2 separate regions of the Homo sapiens genome follow, and region 2 is linked to region 1. The links are chromatin contacts, found by Hi-C in ENCODE. All regions are on one chromosome and are shown on one strand. Each heading gives the region's core, a stretch centred on a gene start or an enhancer-like site at or near the end of the contact. The rest is flanking DNA. Distances are from core to core; before and after follow the strand shown.

Region 1 (4,664 bases), core at 2,096-4,595:
CACCATATTGGCCAGGCTAGTCTCGAACTCCTGACCTCAGGTGATCCACCTGCCTCCACCTCCCAAAGTGCTGGGATTACAGGCGTGAGCCACCATGCCTGGCCTATTTTACATATATTGTAGTAAATACAGGTATGCATTTTGGAGATATATATATATATCCTTTAACACATGAAGCTAAATAATGTTCAAAGTGGTAGTCCATTTACAACCCCCAAAACTGGATGAGAGTTCCAGTAACTCCACGTCTTTACCAATAAATACTTGGTCGCTGGTATTGCCAGTCTTTTAATCTTAGCCATTCTGGTGGCTGTTGAGGATTATTAATATATATGTTTTAAAATTAGTATTGTTCTGAAAACTAAAAGTATGGCTAACACTCCACATCATACATCTTTTCTTCCCTCTCCAGAGGTAACCATAATCTGAAGTTAGTAACATTTCCAGGCATCTTTTGGTACTTTTACAAGGTATGTGTGTGTGTGTGTGTGTGTGTGTGTGTGTGTGTGTGTGTGTGTGTGTATTCGTAAATGATAATGTATACAACTGATTTTTGCTTTACAGTTTTACATATGCGGCATTCCAATTTGATTTTTCACCAAATATCTCCCCCAAATTTAGGAATTAGTCCATATTGATGCTTATAAAGTCTATGAATTTTAATTGCTATATAGATAGCATGCAATTTGTTCCTTTTCCTAATAAAAGATAGGTTGCTTAAAAATTTTTGCTGTTGAACTGTGCTATGGTATCATTGTATATTTGTACGCAAATTTCTTATGGTAGAAACCTAGAAGGACAATGGTTGAATCTTTAGTTTTGCACATATTTACGTTTACTTAACATTGCCATGTGGTTCTCCAAAACAGGTTTAACATTTATACTCCCAGTAGAATTGCTTAAAATTTGTTTATCCGCCTTTCACCAATACTTTGATCTGCCAGGCTTTTACATTTTGGACAATCTTATGGGTGTCATTTATTCTGTATATAAATCTTTTGTCAGTTACATGGGTGTCAAAATTCATTCCCCTCATTTTCATTTGCCTTTTTACTTTATGTCTTTAATCATCCTGAAGTTTTTAAATTTTATTGAATTCATTGTTCATTAAATTTTTTGTTTTTTTGTGTGTGTCTTAATAAATCATTCTACTTTAATATCATAAAGGCATTCTCCTATGTTTTCTTAAAATAGTTTTATTTTTGCTTTGTATATTTAGGTCCTTCCACCTAGGACTTATTAAATATGTGCTGTTAATAGGGATCTAATTTTATCTTCCTCCATATGGATCGCCAATAGTCTTTGCCTCATTTATTGAATAATACCTGTCTTCTTACTGATGCTAATGCAACCCATACCATTTGCCAAATATCCAAATGTATGTGAGTCTGTATCTAGGCTTTCTATTCAGTTGCATTTGTCTATTTGCTGACACCTGAAACTATGCAATATTGTTTTAATTACTAGAGCTTTATAATAAATAAAAGTATCCTTCTGCTTGTATAACTAAAATGGTCTGGGCTTTTCAATCTTTAATTGTTCCTATGAATTTGAGAGAGCAATTAACCAAATTCCATTAAAAAAATCTATATGAGGATTTGATTTGAATTGCATTGAATTTATAGAATATTTCAGTTCCTTATAATTTTCATATCCCAAATTGCTTATTATAATTTTGTCGTTTTATATAATGTTTTAGATTTACCCTATATATTAAATAAATTGATTATTATTACTTTTTGTATTCCCTCCTGCCTTTTAAATTCCATTTTCATCTTGTGAAGACTGCCCTTTGAAATTCTTTCACTGAGTATCTGTGAATAGTAAAGGTTCTTTGTCTTTGTCAGAATATTTATTTTGCCATCACTCTTGGTAGTGAATACTGGCAGGCACTACCCAGATCCCTCTTCCTCAATGAAAGACTTATTTCCTGAGCTGCTGAGAGTGCAGCAAGCCAACACAATCCAGCTCTTGGCCATCTTCAGGAGTCCTTTAACCCAAGGTTGCACTCTTCTCCTTTGGCAGCGTTCATCCAGTGACTAAATGTCATAGGTGTATAAAGGTCCAGCCCAGTTCCCCTAACTCAAGACAACTCTGAAGGGATATCCCAGATTCAAAACGAGGCCTTCACTGAGACGTCACTGCAGGTCAACTCTTCCCTCTGCTCAATCCTGCTTCCATTTCTCCTGCAGATGTTGTTCCCCAAAGCATTCCCTAACATACTCATTATACTCTTCTCTGACTCAGAGTATGCTTCCTGGGGAAGCCAACCTAAAACAGTTGGTGTCAGGAGTGGTTCAAGTTAGGCTAAGATGGGATTTATGATTCGAATCACAGGCCATGTGACTATCAATGAGGACCCCCTCGGTGGTAGGTGTAGGACACACAGACCTCGGCACAAGGTAACAGTGCAATAGTTACAACTTTCATCAGTAATGAAACTGGGGTGGTATTCTAACGTAACTGGGGTGGTATTCTAATTTATATACGAGTAGGTAAAATGTATCAGGCATTTGAGAACTATGAGGGAAATAGTAACCTTAATGACAGTGGCATTGACTGTTATTGCTAAGTAAAATTGATTCTTTGAAAATAGCAAAAGGCTGAGATGGTTAATTGGCTATCAAAATCTAAGAGTAAATTCCAGAAGGCCTCTTTGGTCCAAATAAAGAGGCTTTTATCTCCTGCAGGGGGAGGGCAGGAAAAGCACAGGAATAGGCCTGGTACTGAATCCTAAGTGCGGCAGAGCTCCGAAAGAGATTAGGAAACCCAGCTTGGTCGGCTATGCAAAGGTGGAGGTGCTTGATCGGAAGGAGATTCTGATGCAGGGGGAGGATCATCAGGTTTCAGTTAAAAGCAGGCAGATTACACATTAGAGGTAGAGAATGTGGGATGATTTGTTCACAAAGGAATGGAATCCAGAGGGCATAACAGAAATAAGAGACAGGGGAGGCTGGTACGGAAGTTCATCAGGCAACTGAAGGCACAGTTTGCGCAGCAACCAAGAAAAGGTGGGATGTGAGGCACGCAAGATGTAGAGGTGGGGAAAGGTTTCCAACAGAATTCAACATGAATTTGCTGTTTGAGTCAATTGATCCAGTACCAAGTCTGTGAGTTCATTTTCCTCTTCCTTTTAGATTTCTCCTTTTTCTAAAAAAGTAAAACTGAGGGGGCCTTCCCCTGCTTTCCCTCCTTCTGCTTCCCTATTTTCCCTCGCATTCCCTTCCTTTTCTGCAGATCCTCTGCTTAGGAATGGGGCATTGGCCCCCGCAGGAGTGGGCGGGGAAGGGGCGGAGCGAACAGAGGTGGGCGGCTCCCGTCCTATGACGTCAGCCGTAAGGCGCTGCTGTCGTAAAAGGACGTCCGGTCCGTCTCCTAGTGTCCGGAATCGGCTGTCAGCCTCCCTGGCTGTTAGTACCTTCTTTCCCGGAGTCCTGGTCCACGAGTTGGATTTACTGCTGTCGCGGGTGGGCCTCACGCCATTCCCTGTCCCTCGGCCCCCTGAGTGAGTCCGGTCTCCCGGCGAAAGTGAGCGAGGTTTGCCCGGAGCGCGCACGAGGTAGGGTGTCCCGCGGGCGGGTGACGGTTGCGGGTCCCCGTTGCGGGTCCCCGAGCCGCCTGGCACCTCCGCCGCTTCTCCCCTGGACGCCCCTCCGCCCCACTGGGTCCTCCAGCTCCAGGCTGGACTCCTAAAGCCGCAGTGCCCCGTGCCTGTTTCCTCATTTGGTGACACACGCAGTGCATGCAAGAAGTTGGAGTGTTACCGGAAAAGGGCTTGAACCCGTATAAGGCTGAGAAGAAGATTCACTCTTTTGAGCGTGCAGAACAAACTGGAGGGAAAAAAAAATGAGATTTAACTTTATCAGAGGATTCAGAGGATATCTCTGAGGACGCAGAAAGTTAATCCGCATGATCACCTCGTGATTATTTTCTGAGGTTCTTTGGCCAGGGCAGCACGCCCTCTAGATTTTGTCATTTTACATATTGGAATGGTGCCTTAGTGGTCTGGGCGTTACGTTACCGAAATAACCACCTATTAAATCTGGCTATTTTTCAGTTGCTACCGTACTGCTTACCACCTGTTTTGTTTTTTTTTTAATTGAGCATTCAGTTCAGAAAACTTCAGTTTAGAAAAATCTTGTATTTCAACTAAATGATGAAAATTAAACATACTCTTAAACGTAAATTTGAACCCCGTTAAAATTACATGCTCACTGCGTGTAGAGGGAAGAGCATTTGTTAAAGTCAGAGCAACTAATACCTTAAATATCTTCAGAATGTTTTGACTTTGTAGTTAATAAATAGTGTTATTTGTTGACTGTTAGATGTTTTGTTTACATATTACATAGGAAAAATTAAACTTGTTATACTTAAGGTGTTGGCAGCGTCAGGTCATCTGAATATATAGCTCAAAAAAGTGATATAAACTGGCTAAATAATGCTCTTATTAATGATTTTTTTGTTTTTGCTAATGATACATGATTCATTTGTTTTAATGAGGTGCAGAATACTTTATCATTGGAGAAACTTTTTTCTTAGTGGGAAAAGAAGACTAGTTTGTCTTTTAGGGTAAATTTTTTTGACGTTTACATTTTTAGAATCGTTAGTGCCAATAAATGCGTTAAGGATCACCCGCTTCATTTGGAATAATATGTGCTTAACGT
Region 2 (4,264 bases), core at 95-2,594, 2.1 Mb after region 1:
ATTCCTTCTACCCTAAGGGCTTTTTCCTTTCCTTTATCTCTTCAAAGATGGTTCTTAAGACTTAGTTTTAAATCATATATATATATATATGAATTATCAGAAAGAGGGAAGAATAAATTTGAGCATTCCTATTTTTTTATACATGTTTTGTAAATCTCTCCTTTAGTGGAAGGGAAAGAGGATGCAACTATGCTGAGAAATGTGTCTGTTATATAAATTGCTATTTTAAAAAACCACTTTTAAAAACTAAGAACCTAGGAAAGAACTCCGGTACGTTAAACCAAGCCCTAAATTTTCAACAGACATTTTAATGATTATATATTTTATACGTTGTGTGTACGTGTGTGTATGCCTTAAAGTTTTTAGATTGAAGTTATTAAATTTCACCTGTCTTTTGTTGCTCTTAAATGATTTACATGTAATTTTGTCAGTGATTCTTACATGATCACCATCTACTCATAATTAATTGTATAGACACAATTTTAAGTTTCATAGCTTTTTTTCCAGTTGAATTGTAACAGCCTGTTTAAAAGACAAATTTATAGGCGATTGTAATCTTCATGAAGCAATGTGAGTTGATGAATACCTTTGAATGTTGTTTCGGTATTTTTCTTTTTTATTATAAAATGTTAAATATTTCATTTGTAGAGCTTCTCTCATGTCAATTTGTTGTATTTGACACAATAGGAATACTCATGCAGTGTTACCAGTTTCGTGATATGCGTTCAACATCTCTGAAGGTGGTGAATATAAAATCTGTTTTTCAAACAAGTACACACATGAAACTAAAACAATTTATTCAAGTCCTAAAACAACGTTAGTGAAACTTCAGTTCTGCCACTGTGCCCACATTTAAGCTGACAGCATGTGTGTGTGAGAAGAAGATACACATTACTGATAATCTCTTTAGAATGCATTAATATTTTCAGGCCCAAATATGAGTATTCAGTAGGTTCATCAGATTAAAAAAGCTAAATGAAATTTAAATATTGACTTGTATGTTTCCTTTAATTAATTTTGGTGACTTACTAATTGGTATTTGTGGGGATACGTAGAATTTTTTGAATTGGTGTTTGTATTCTCCATGTTTTAGTTATAAAGCACTATGAAGAGAAAGTGAATGAAGAGGCTGCCTTCAGGTGTAGTAAGGTTTAACTTCTATCCCGGTTCCAACTTGTCCTGCTGTCAGCTTGCTCCTTAGCTCCCTGGCTTATTTACATATTGTATAATCCAGACTGGCTTGTCCCGTTTGGTAGGTTGGTTATAAACTGCAGAGCTAAGTAAATGTGTGATAACATTTTAAATGGTATGAGAAGTTAAACAGTACTTAAGGAGTGATGTCGTAAAGAACCCCAGCTGTCAGGTGCCCCAGGGTTGGCCTCCTTTGGGGCCATTTCCGTTTTCTCTGAGTAACAGGAAATAAATGTGAAACTATAGTAAATTCTGGTCAGATGATGACCCCCTCATCCAGATGAGATGTAGCATGCTGGATCTGATACTGAAAATGTTTGATACTGAAAGTAGATTATTAACTATTTCCATTAATGAGTTTTGTACACAGGCAGAACAAATCAACAAAAAACCCACGGAAGCATTTTTATCTGTCTTTACCCAATATGAAAACAGTAAAGGCTAGACAAGTCCTGTTCTCCTCCTCCCTCGGTGTATAATGAGAGAACATTTCCATGTGCTTTGTGATGACCATTTCTAGTGGCTGCATGATACTGTGTCCAGTTGTAGGATTATTGGGTTTCCCAAAACATCACTGCTCTTCAGTGTTTAACATTATGAAAAGTTGTGCCTTATCCCCTGTGTGAGTGCTCTAAGCTCTCTGTAAGGCTGTGTGCCCTGGTCATTGTTGAGTATGTCCTTTTCATATTCATTTATAATCAGGCCAGCCAAAGATTGGAATCTAATGGTGGATGTCAAAGTCTTTCCTAGAGTACCTCTTCCTTCCCTACTGGGTCTCTCTGAGATTTTCAGGGGTTGCCAGTGGCAAAGGGTGTTTGTTAACCCCTAAAGTGATGGTGATGGTTTCTCCCTATTGTGTTATACTGTGCATTTGCTCCAATTTCAGGGTTCCTTGGTTCAAAGGAACGCTGGGGAACCCTAACTTTGAAGATCTCAATTTGACAGCAACCTGCCTTTTTCCATGAGTCACTGTTAGTTCAAAATACCCAAAAAGAGATTCTCATTTCTGTAGGTTGGGCAAGTTGCAGCCTGCTTGATTTTTTAGTGTCTTTGGTTTATAATGATTTTAGAGAGTAGAAGAGGAAATGGCTGTTTATTGTATGTTGCATAAAACTATATGGCCTTGTGCAAATGATCTAACTTTATATGAATCCTGGATTGAAGACAGATGTTTCTTTTGTATAAGTAGATTCACCACTCTGTGTCCTACTCTGAAATAATGAGGGGGAGAATAATCCCATATATATCACATCAATTTTAAAAAACCGGAATTCAAGAACTGGGAAATTTTTCAGTTTACATTCTCCTGATTCTGATTTTGTTTCTTACGTTATTTTTCTATTTTAAATTTGCTTTTATTATTTGAGATAAAAAATACTTTGTTTCCATTCTAAGTTTTGTTTTTTGAACTAAAGGTTAAAAAACCTGCATTCATGGAATTGTTGCCTTTTCAGTGGTTAACTGTTAGATTTTATAATCAGAAGATTGAGATCTTTAAAGGACAAAATGGAAAATAAAATTAGGTTTGGGGTAAGGAATCCTACTTGGACACTACAAAAATAGAAGGAAAAAAAGGTGAATGAATAATTGGCAAAACAAACTCTTTTTCCTGTAAGTTCCCTTTTCCCAAATTCTTGCCATCATGCTAAAAAAAGTTGTCTCGTGGGTTGATTTTTCTCAGAATCCTGATGCTTGTTGTTAATAAGAATTTTTTTCATGTGCCAAAGTTTTGTTTTTCGTGTGACTTCTGCGGCAATTTTGGTCTTACTGAAAATATTTTTTTAAGTACCATGGTAAAAGTTACTGGTAATAAGCCAAAAGGAGAATTTAAGGTGAACTTCTATACAATTTACTTTTATTGACTAGGGGAAATCAAATGCATTGCCCAAGGTAATTGAAGTCAGATTATTGTAGGAGAAATATCAATTCTAATTAAAAACAAAGTGTGAGTGCTTATTTCCAGTTTCAAAACTTACATTTTTTAATTTCTACCTCATCCTTTCCCCAACAAGACATATTTTTGCTATCAGGCTAACATAAAGTGCTGCTACTGACTGAGCCAGCCTAATGGAATGGCATCACTGTTTCTGTTGGCATAGTTAAGCAGGGGGTTAAAAATTCAAGTTTTTGGGAAGGAGTTTTTTTTTTTGGAGGGATTTCTTTTGCAATACGCAACCTTCAGACATTCCAGAAAGTAACTGTGGATGCATTTTAGGGTATAGCCAGTGTCCTTTGCATCTTTCAGTCTGATAGGCAAAATCATATTTTAGATTACTATTAAAACAGCATGCTGATTTATTCATCTTGTCCTTCCTTTTAAGAAATATATTTCAGAAATGCTAGTAACATCTTGCTCAGCAGCTCACTCTGACACCCTGACTTACTCTTACTGGGGAGATCTCACTGTTTTGTTTGCTCTGCAGATCTTATAGTGGCCTTTGACCAAAGGCAATGAAATGTTACCTGACTTGCAGTATCAGTCAGGATTCTCAGTTACAAGCAATAGACATCTCTGACTAATTTAATCATAAAAGGAGTTTATTAAGAATATTAGGTAGCCACAGTTTCTCTGGAAAAGCTGAGAACTCACCTTGGCAGCTTATCAGCCAGGATCAATGATGCTGAACTGATCTGGGGAATATATTGCCACTGCCTCCTGGCACATGATCATAGGCCCTGCATCTTGCACCACCAGCACAGTCACACGAGACCCCAAATGCCACCACCGCTGCCTTTGGGAACTGCATCACTGCCCCTACCTCTGGCCCAGGTTTCTGTACGGTTCTTACTATTTGTAACTGCTTGAGATTCTAAATCTGGGATGGATTATTTGGTGGAGCCAGTGTACCTAGTAATGTGACTGCAGTCTGATTGCAGGGGTGGTTGAAAAAGCAGTTACTTGGAGTTTTCAGCTTTTGAAGTGTTGTGTGTGGTTTTTTTTTGTTTTTTGTTTTTTTTAAGAAACATGATCTTGTTATGTTGCTCAGGCTGGTCTTGAACTCCTGGGCTCAAGCAATCCCCCCACCTTGGCCTCCCAAGGTGCTGGGATTACAGGTGTGAGCCACCACCCCTG

The links. A loop is a pair of places that touch in the nucleus more often than their neighbours do. Pooled maps may share reads with other maps.
Region 2: a map of naive thymus-derived CD4-positive, alpha-beta T cell shows a loop between it and region 1 (7-fold over the local background). The contact joins the enhancer-like site here to the promoter of ZNF330 in region 1. A Hi-C loop is called at or near these places in 1 of 168 maps with a recorded cell type or tissue (naive thymus-derived CD4-positive, alpha-beta T cell), 1 of 37 single-sample maps with no recorded cell type and 8 of 50 pooled maps.

What each region holds. Positions count from the first base shown.
Region 1 is chr4:141,217,550-141,222,213 of GRCh38, forward strand. It overlaps ZNF330 (zinc finger protein 330), which reads left to right and starts at 3,346. Exons shown (of 10, transcript NM_014487.6): 1 at 3,346-3,559. RefSeq lists enhancers at 3,131-3,637, 3,638-4,142.
Region 2 is chr4:143,357,792-143,362,055 of GRCh38, forward strand. All of the region lies in intron 1 of GAB1 (GRB2 associated binding protein 1), which reads left to right. Among named protein-coding and RNA genes, the nearest start is that of MIR3139, 16 kb to the left of the region's middle. Within about 2 kb of position 1,345, at least 24 of the 41 ENCODE cell types and tissues checked have a DNase peak (open chromatin) inside an H3K27ac peak, as active enhancers do.